2 separate regions of the Mus musculus genome follow, and region 2 is linked to region 1. A link is a loop called in an ENCODE intact Hi-C map of the cell type or tissue named here. Cell type or tissue: left cerebral cortex. All regions are shown on one strand. Region 1 holds the start of Gtf2i (general transcription factor II I). Region 2 overlaps Gtf2i (general transcription factor II I).

Evidence for each region. Hi-C counts contacts between places; a loop is a spot of excess contacts. Peaks named below come from ENCODE experiments on the same cell type or tissue, not always from the same donor. Only the 100,000 strongest peaks of a DNase experiment are listed, where the experiment ranks them.
Region 2: it touches region 1 in a loop (3-fold over the local background); 1 of 42 quality-filtered maps calls a loop at or near these places.

Annotation. Positions count from the first base shown.
Region 1 is chr5:134,310,793-134,315,792 of GRCm38, forward strand. It overlaps Gtf2i (general transcription factor II I), which reads right to left and starts at 3,968. Exons shown (of 34, transcript NM_010365.4): 1 at 3,591-3,968. In left cerebral cortex, a CTCF peak has its summit at 4,943; DNase peaks (open chromatin) are centred at 2,096, 2,867, 3,042, 4,099 and 1 more place; H3K4me3 peaks cover 3,740 bases; H3K27ac peaks cover 4,177 bases.
Region 2 is chr5:134,246,928-134,251,927 of GRCm38, forward strand. It overlaps Gtf2i (general transcription factor II I), which reads right to left. Exons shown (of 34, transcript NM_010365.4): 19 at 4,939-5,000; 20 at 2,915-3,098; 21 at 292-350. Among named protein-coding and RNA genes, the nearest start is that of Ncf1, 20 kb to the left of the region's middle. In left cerebral cortex, no CTCF peak of the experiment used is centred here; a DNase peak (open chromatin) is centred at 2,487; H3K27ac peaks cover 466 bases.

The DNA of each region.
Region 1 (5,000 bases):
GGACTGAAGGAGTGAGCTGCCGCACCCAGCCTATATTGTTTTTAGTCGGGTCACAGCCAAGGAAACCTTCAATAATCTGTGTCACTTATGCTCACTTTCTCACTGGCCCAAATGGTAATATGCAGATTAGTTGTGCAGAAACAGGCAAAGGATGCAGAGCTGCGCTGGGGGACTTCCAGACAGGAGGAAAACTTCCAAGCACAGAGAAGCAAGCTGGAGGCATGGGGAGGAGGGGGGTGGGGGGAGCAAGAAGTTATCAGGATGGACCTGTCACAGCAGGCAAGGCAAGTGCCACGCTCTGGGCTATAACCCCATCCCTAGGCTCCAGAGGGGAGAAGACACACTGTAACAACTGACTTCAGAGCACTGCCCAGGTGGGGTATGTGCCCCAGCACTGTGAAGGAAGGGAGGGAGGGGAAAAGAATGGAGGGGAAACTGTGCCCCTACTGAAATAATCCAGTTAGGTGGAAAAACTGTCAGCGTCACTTATATTTCAAAATTAACTCAGCACTTGAACCCACAGCCACTTTTCAAACTGGAGGTGAATTATGCAATTATGATTTACTTTTTAGAAGTTCCCAACCCGTCTTCCAATTTAATCTAGAGTAAACACTCCCATGTCTTTTGGGTTGGATCCTGTTTTTAAATAAGTCATAGTAACAAATCATTTAAGCCCTCAGAACACGGAGGCAGGCGGACTGTAACTTACAGGCCTTACCTGGGTTACACACAATTCAAGACACAGTCAAGCCCCAATCCAGACATGCAGAACCCAGGGGTCTGTGATGATGTCATCAATCTGCTACAGAAGCAGAGCTGGGATGGAGAACCAGTGGCTCCCAGATGAAGTCTTGAGGCCCCTGCCACAGACAGTGCGTACCTGACTACTACAGAGCTGGTCTGGTCCACAAATGGAGTTTCCTGATGTGTTTAAGGAGCACATCTGCCGATGAAAGAATTCAAACCCAGCTGCCGCCGGACGTGGGGGCGCACGCCTTTAATTCCAGCACTTGGGAAGCAGAAGAAGGCAGATTTCTGAGTTCGAGGCCAGCCTGGTCTACAGAGTGAGTTCCAGGTCAGCCAAGGGCTACACAGAGAAACCCTGTCTCGAAAAACCAAAAAAAAAAAAAAACACACACACACACAACCAAACCCAGCGGCCACCGCACTATATTGCAGACACCTGGCAGAGGGCCTGCAGACCTGAACAGGACCAAACCAGAGTTTACCACCTAAATAGAAAGGAACAAAGGCAGAACCTCCCTCCCTCCCCAGAGGTTCACCATCCATCCCAGCTGTACAAGCAATTGAGAGACAGGGGAATTACCAAATTCAAAGAGGACCTGGGCTACAGACGGGGTTCAAAGCCAACCTGTGCAACTTAGTGAAACTATTTCAAATAGTAATGGGGCGGGGAGGTGAAGGGTGAAAGCTGACTGAAGGGTGAAAGTGCCAACCTAGAATCCTCAGGGAACTGGGAGCTTTGTTCGGTACACTACTTACCTAACAAGCACTAGGTCCTGGGTTACTCCCATAATGGTAGGCATGGATTTTAGCAACCCCTTGCCTAAGGATGACCCAAGGCTAACAAGCAATTCAGAAGGGGGTGGGTAACCAAAAACAACTGGTGACCCCCCCCCCCAACATAAAAGAAAGGCCTTACGGAAATGACTGCGGACAGAAAGTTTTTTGTGCCTCCAGGGTGTGAGGCAAGATTCCCAGGGAGCAAGCAACAAAGAAGCCCGAGGCAACTCTCAAAAAAAAAAAAAAAAAAAGAAAAGAAAAGAAAAAGAAAAAGAAAGAAAAGCCTGCTATAGGAAATACCAACCACCCCAAATCCCAAGCCAGATGTTTATGGGTACTGTACCTGCACCTTATTTACACTGCACCCCCTTATTTACAAACTAACTTTGCCCAGGAAACCAGGCAGGCTGGGCCAGCACAGCAGCCGGAAAAGATAGCCGGCCTTGCACCTCATCCCCTGTTCCCCAAATCGGCGGGCACTCCACCAGCACCATCTCAGATCTGCACTCTCAGCAGCCAAGGAGCACAAAGCCATAAGGCAAGGAGGGGGTGTGCTAAAGGGAGCTGCGAGGTGGGCGGCAGGAAAGGAATGTAAGAGGCCCAAGAATTTCGGAGCCAGACCTGCGATCCCAGCACTTAGCAGATGAATACAGGAGAGATCAGAAGCTCCAGGGAAGCCTCCACTACAAAGCGAGTTCCAGGCCAGCCTGAGATACAAAACATCCTACTTAAAGTTTTACTTTTTTTTTTTTTTAAATTAAGCAAAACTTGGGCGAGACTTGGTTGCACTTGGTCTTTAACCCCAACGCTGGCGAGGCAGAAGCAGGCGGATCTCTGTATTCCAGATCAGCCTGCTCTACCTAAGAGTTCCAGAGCAGCCATACTGAGATTTCCCGCACCTCAAAAAAAAAAAAAAAAAAAAAAAAGGGCAAAATTGAGAAAAAAAAATAGAAGTGCAGGAGTAAACTTTTTCCCCCGTTCCTTCTCTTAACCCCGAAGGCTGAGTGCTTGCCCAAGCCAGACTGATTATTTTCATAGCCTCAAGGCTAAAGTCTTCCTTCCGGTCATTGTGTTTATTTCCATCTCCTCCTCCCTAACGCCCCCACCCCCAAAAAAAGTCCTGGCCCCGAGGGACCTGCAAGCGACCAGCTCCGGACAAAGCCCACGGCTGGGCTCCACCTGGGAGCAGGGCGGAGCACCGGACAGCCAGGGCGGGCACTGGCTTCCAAGCCTGGTGGCTCCCGCCCCCCTGCCGGGGGCCCCCACCGCAGTTACCAGGCACCGACGCCCCGCCCCCACGGTGCCCGCCGGCCAATCGCACGCAGCCTGCTGCCCTAAGCTCCGCAAGCCCTGGACACACGGACACACACACACACACACGCTCTCATAGCGAACCCGACACACACACACACACATACAAACATATACACACACACACAAACGCTCACACAGCGAACCCGAGCGCGACCCCACGGGGCTCAGGAGGGGCCGTGGCACCCCGCGCGCCCGCGCGCGCGTCCCCGAGCGAGCCCTCCCAGCCAATCAGGAGCGAAGGAGCAGGGCTGCGCGGCCCCGCCGGGGTACGCTAACTCGTCCGCTCGTTCACGCGCGGGGGGCTGCTCGCGCGAGACCATCCCTCTCAAACACCCCCAACCCAGTCCCCCGACCACCGTCCACGCGTCTGGATACAATGTACGCAGGCGCGGAACGCCGCGAGTCCTCCCCCACGCACCACGGGTGTGCGCGTGCAACTGTCGTCTCCCCCCACCACCAGCCGCCCCATCCCCCCAAAAAAGCCGCGTCGCGTCCGCTGCCAAGGCCCCCAAGTAGAGTGGACTTTGGGGGGGGTCACAGCGCGTCCGCTTCCTCACCCCGAAGTTGTCCCCTTGCCACTCGCAGCGCGCCAAGCGACCCCAACTCTCACGCCCGAGTCGGTGCACACACTCCCGACGGGGGCAGAGTGTCGAATAAAGACGCCCCTGTTCGCCATGGCACCCCGAGGCAGAGGGGGACGACGGAGGGGACACTCGAGGGAAAGGGGACGATCTGAGGCGACAGGGACTCACCCGAAGAGCAGCCGGGGAGGGTCGGGGAGGGGGGGATGCGGACAGCAAGCGAGTGTAGGCCGGAGGGGCCTCGGCGAGCTGGCGAACGGGGTGGAGGTGAGAGGGCGAGGGGGGCCCGTGCGTCTCGGCCGTGCTCCTGTCACCGCCGCATGGCCGCCCCCGGCGGGGCCTCGCTCCACGCTGGGTCGCCAGACGCCGGGGGGGGGGGGGGGGAACAGGGACGAAGCCCAGGGATAACCGCGGCAGGCGGGCGGCAAGCGCGTGCAGGGAAGCGGGGGGGCCGCCGGTGCCCCCTTTTCTCTGCTCTCCCAGCTTATCTCTCACCCTCCTCCTCCTCCTTTTTTTTCCCCCTTTTTTTTTTTTTGCCTTTTTTTTTTTTTTTTTTTTTTTTTGTTCCTCGAAGGTGCCGCTGCGCGTGCGCACAAGCAGCACCGCCCACCGGGAGTTGTAGTTCTGAACCCGCGCTCACCTACGCAACGGGTGGGTACCCCGAACTATAACTCCCAGACAGCCTTGCGGCATGAACCCTGATTCTCTCCCCACCGCCCCCCTCTAGGCCGAGGCGAAGCGCCGCGGCGCCCGGCCCTCTCCGGCTTGGACTGTCAATGGAAGCGCGCGGGTGGTGGGAGCGAGAACATGGCTGCACCTGGGGCCTGCGCGGCCGCCCGGATGGGGGAGGGGAGTGGGGTGAGACCTAGAACTTAGTGTCCCCCCCCTTCCTTCTCCAGCAGGCCACAACTTCCACTTAAATAACTCTTTGCTACCAACATCCCTTTGCAAATTGCAAAGTTAGGGACATTGCAAAGGCCAGGGGAGCCCCGGGGCTGGCCTGTCGCCTGATTTGCAGAGGGAGGTCCCCCCAGCTCCGGGACACAAAGAACTCAATGTTTTCAAAGCTGGCTTTAGAAGCAACCAGAGTGGACTTGCCCAAACTTGGGACAGGCAACGGATGGGAGGGGGTGAGGAACTCGTGATTTCCATTTCTTCTCTCTTCGAGTCTTTACACAGCTCCACATTTAGAAGGAGAATTGAAGAAATCCTGATCGTCCCCACAGCTACAAAGAAAGTAAACTTAAGACCCTCCTCCGGCCATTATATTTATTTTTCTCAACTACTTCATAAGATCAATGACTTTCGAAGAGTATCAACTAACTGTTCATCTAAGTTAAATGCAAAAGTTAAAAAAGCCCGAGTCTGAAGAACTTAGCTGTTAATGCAAAGGACAGAATTGGGTGAATTTGTGGTGTTTGTTCGTTTGTTTTTTCCTTTTTCTTTTTTCTTTTTTTTCCTTCCCACCGCTTATGTCCGCCGAATATTCGGGCGCCCTCCCCCACCCGTTGCTTCTCGGTAGGTGGCGGCCACAAGGCTTTTTCCAGCCTCCCAGCCTCTTTGTCGCTTGCTGGAAAACTT
Region 2 (5,000 bases), 64 kb before region 1:
GCTGCATTCAAAAATACCAAGGGCCGCTTATAACAGCGAAGCGTTAAAGTCCTACAGTTGCGCTCTTTTCAAAGAGCCCAGAAGCATTAAACGGGCAGCATGACCCTCCACACAAGTGCCAACGAGCAGGAGGATGCAGACAGCAACCTCCAACAAAATGGCAAGAAAACAGAAAAAAGAAAAGAAATAAACCAAAGGCCGCAGCGGCAGTGACAATGCAGATATGGATGACATGGGACAGTGGAAGGGCCCGTGACCCATTCCACACCCCGAGGCGGGCGTGCCTCTTACCTTTAGTGTTGATTTTGCTAGCCATCCCAGGAGGCAAATAGGACACAACTAGCTCAGGCCTAGAAAGGACAGATAGCGTGTCACTCTCCACACAGCGCACACAGCCCAATGACTTCTCAACACCAAACACGCATGTGTATTCATGATTTCCATGCACATGTCTGTTTGTCTGTCTGTATATCACATGCATGCCTATGTCCATGGAGGTCAGAAGAGGGTGTTGGGTCCCCAGGACTGAAGACAGAGAGTTGTGAGCTGCCATGTGGGTACTGAGAATTGAGCTCAGGTCCTCAGAAGAGCAGCCAGTGTTAGCCTGAGCACTGCAGCAGCTGAGCAACAACGGCAACCATAGGCTCACATATTTGGATGCTCGGCACCAAGGAGCAGCCCTATTCGAGAAGGATTAAGGGATACTTGTGGGAGTAGGTGTAGCCTTGTTGTCGGTCCTGTGTCACCCAGGGGGCTGGAGGGGGGATGGGCATTATTTTAAATGCCCACACCAGGCACAGTGTGTCTGTCTGTCTCTGTCTCTCTCTGCTTTCAGATCAGGATGTAGCTCTCAGCTACTTCTCCAGCACCACGCCAGCCATGCTCCCCACTGCTGCTGATAATGGAATATGCCTCTGAAACCATAAGCAAGGCTCCAGTTAAATGCTTTCTATGCTAAGAATTGCCCTGGTCTTGTGTCTCTTCATAGCAGAAGAACAGTAACAAGTTGGTACCAGGAAGTTGGGTACTGCTGACAGGCCCGACCATGCTGCTTGCTGGCACAATGTCAACTTTGGACTAGGAAAGCAGTTGATGCTGTAAGCAGGGCTTAGTGGGCCACACTAGCAGGGGTATGGAGGGCAGTACTGAGGGCGAAGTGAGCTGTGGGCCCAGCTCAGGAGGTGTCAGAGGGGAAGAACCGCGCTGTGGCTTGGAGGGCCTTCTTGGAATATTTGGGCAAAGAATGTGGTTGATTTTTGCCCTTGTCTGAAAAAAATCTGTCTGAGCTTAAGTCCTGGATGAATGGCACAACAGAGGAGATTTCCAGTCATCAGGACTGGCTGTGTACCTGGTGACTGCTAATCCCTCTATGCCCACCCATAACGGAAAGGAGCAAGCCGCACAAAGAGACAAAGTGTACAGTTTAGGGAGAAAAGGTCGCCAGGAAACGTGACGAAGTTAAGCCCAGAGCTCACGGAGATAAAAAAATTTACCCTTGGTGGAAAAAAAGAGCAGTGGTCTCAGGGCAAGACACCCCCCCACCCCCCAAGCTTCCAACTGTGGAAAGGAATTAAAGAGGAACCTGGCAGCTTAGGCCACATGGTTCTTGATTTAGAGTCAGGATACAAGAAGGGGTTTTGGAATCTCCCTCCAAGTCCGCTGTGAGTCAGGGGTACCCTGCATGGAGCCCCAGAGGGAAGGCTGGATTGCTCTGGAGATGCCAGTGTGGTAGGGATGCCTGCAGACAAAGCTGCAGGCCAGTGTGGAACCAGCCCGAGAAAGAGAGAAGTGTACTGCAGTAACAAGGTAGGAAGGAGTTAGAGATGTGAAGAGCGCTCTGACAGCAGACGTGGTGATGTGGGGTGTGGGCTTTCAGCCTCGCCTTGCTCCTGTATCCCCTCATCTTCGCCCTCCCCCTTGCAGAATGGCGATGTACATCCTGTGCCGCTGCGAGGTGTTGGGAGTGTATGGTCTGTCTTGTGATTTTACAGGGGATTGCCATGAGTCTCAGAAGATACTCTCTACTTTGGAATTTTAAACAGCGTTGAGACTGTTGCAGACTACGGGGACTTTTGAAATTGGGCTAATTGCATTATACTACAGCTAACAGCCCACGGGGCCAGGGAGTGGAACGTGGTGGTGTGAGTAATGAGCTCATATATTATTACAAGGATTCAGTGAGTGAATGAGCGTGGATTGACACATAGAGGGAATGCTTAGTCACCAAAGGAGTGCCCTTGTTGGTACACAGAGGTGGGCACTGGGGTTTTAAAAGCCCACATTGGGCCCCATTGCTTGTGGATCAGATACGTCTCTGGCGCCATGCCTGCCACCATGCTCCCAGCTTTCGTGATAATGACTAAACAGCTGAAACTGTAAGCAAGATCCCAGCTAAATGCTTTCCCTTACAACAGTTGCCTTTGTCGTGGTGTTCCTTCCCCACGATAAAACAGTGACTAAGACTGTTAGCCCTCCAGCTCCCATAACACCTTTTAAAATAGCAAATCAACACCAGACCAAATCCTTCCGCCACCGAATCTGCAGCAAAGGAAATAACCGGGGAACCCAGCAGACAGCCTGGGCTTTGGCTGGAGGAGGTTCAGTGGTACTGTGACTGCTTGAATCCACCAGTGAAGAGCTGGGCACAGTGCCGTCAGAGAAGCCCTGCCTAGGATCCATCAGGGAGGAGCTGGAACCTCAGCAGCAGAGCAGAGGCCCAGCCTGTGTGTGGCCCTGGGTTTAATGCCCAGCTCAGCAAAGCTCAGTGGTCTGAACCTGCACTGTGACAGAATCCCACAGGATGGAAGTCACTACTCTCTCTGACTCAGGAAGTCAGGCCCGGGATGAGGGACTCACAGAGCCACTGGCTTAGCTGGGACCATGGCAAATGGCTGTGGGGACAAAGATAACTTACTTTTTAACAACAAACTTGATCTTATTGCTGCCACGGACAATCCTCTCGAGGCGTGGAATCCCAAACCAGGTAGGGCTTCGGAAGGGGATCCCTTCGGGGAGCCCTTCCACATACAGAAACTCCGGGTTGGATTCGAACACAGGATATGGCACCTTCACAGCCTCTGTGAGGCCCAGAGCCTGAGCTGAAAGACAAAGAGAAGCTAGCTTGTGGGCGCAGACTTACACGGGAACACTTCAGTTTGTATCTGTAATCTAACAGGTCAAGCCAGCTTCCTTACAATCCAACCATACAGCCACTCACTATTAAGATCTAGCTTAGTCTGAAGCGAGTGGAAGTAAACAATAAAAAACGCTGGCCCTGGAGAGACAGCTAGGAAATTAAGAGCACTTGCTGCTTTTGTAGAGGACCTGGGATTCCGTTCCCAGCACCCATAACTCCAGTTCCAGGCACCTGATGCCCTCTTCAGACCTCCACAGACAGTAGACAAAAGTGGTGCACATGCATACGTGTAGGCGAAACACCCATACACATGAATAGTTAAAAATAAAAAAATAGAATCTTAAAAAAGAAATTAAAAAAATTAAAAATTTAAAAAAAAAAAAAAAAAAAAAAAAAGCCAGGCATGGTGGCACACGCCTTTAATCCCAGCACTTGGGAGGCAGAGGCAGGCAAATTTCTGAGTTCGAGGCCAGCCTGGTCTACAGAGTGAGTTCCAGGACAGGCAGGGCTACACAGAGAAACCCTGTCTAGAAAAACAAACAAACAAATAAATAAATAAGAAAGAGAACAGTGTGGAGAGAGAAAAAGGAGGCAGTTTTACTGGGAGAGTTTCACAGAGACAGGTGGCAGAGAGAACAAGCTAGACACAGGCGAAGACAGAACAAGCCAGAGAATGAGAGAAGGAGAGGGAGCCAGAAGATAACAACAGGCTGCCAGAGTTAGTTTGAGGCCAAGCACAATAATTCTGGCATAACTAAGAGATGCCAGATTACATCAATCAACTTGGAGGGGAGTTTGAGCCAGAACAGATGAGCTGAATCAGCCAGTCAGAGCTCAGAAAGAGCTAGAAAGGGTGAGCTTTATTCACCAGTAAGTCTCAGAGGCTGAAAACCTTCTAGGCCTACATTAGACTGTACGCAGGCTAGAAGCTTTCACGTCTGGGCCTAGGTTAGCAGACAGAGGCAGTAAGTTTCGGAGGCAACAGTTACATCAGGAGAGTAAAAAAGATCGTTTTACACCTCAGTCTCTCAAGAGCTAGGATTAGAGGCATGAGCCACCAAACCCAGAAAACAAACAGTACTTTAAAAATAACCTTTGTCTTAAAACAAATAGATAAATACTACTTTATGGATGCCTGGCCCTCAAAGAGGCCAGAAAGAGTCAGTTCCCCTTGACCTGGAGCTGTCCTGTGGGTGCTCAGAACCTAAAGCAGACACTCTGCAAGAGCAGCCAGTGCGCTCAACCACCCAGTCATCTCTCCAGCTCACAAACAGTACTTTTAAGAACACTTAAACATTTTCAGAGCACTCAACAGCCAGGTTATGAGTCAAAATGTGTTCGTGGCAGAAGTGAGGCGCTGAACACAACACAGGGGCCTACAGTTTAGCTATCCTGCTGCCCGCAGGCCTAAGTCTTCCCGGTGAGCCCGTGGCTGCCCGAGCTGAGAGCTCCCAGAAGCAATGCTGGCCCTTCCCGCCCTCTTTCCTTCTCGGCGAGCTCCTACGGCAGCAATGAAACCTGCACTGAGCCTGGGCAACCTCGAGTCACCCTGGAAGCAGAAGCAGGTGAAGAGGCCCCCATGCCACACAGGTGAGACGCACAGTGACTCTAAGGGTCCCCCCAACTCCTCCCTGTCACCCGCACTGGGACACTGGAGAACACAGGAGCTTGGTTTAAGGAGTGAGCTGACTAGCAGAAGAAAATTCAGGCTTGTTCTCTGGTGCCTTCCTTCACTAGGTTCTGAACTTCTAATTTATTCAGAACACGGCCAAACAGAGACAGAACCACTATACCTCACTTACCAAACTTCAAATTAAAGATCTCTTCCACTTGCTTTCGGAGCTTGGTGATTCTGACATTCCAA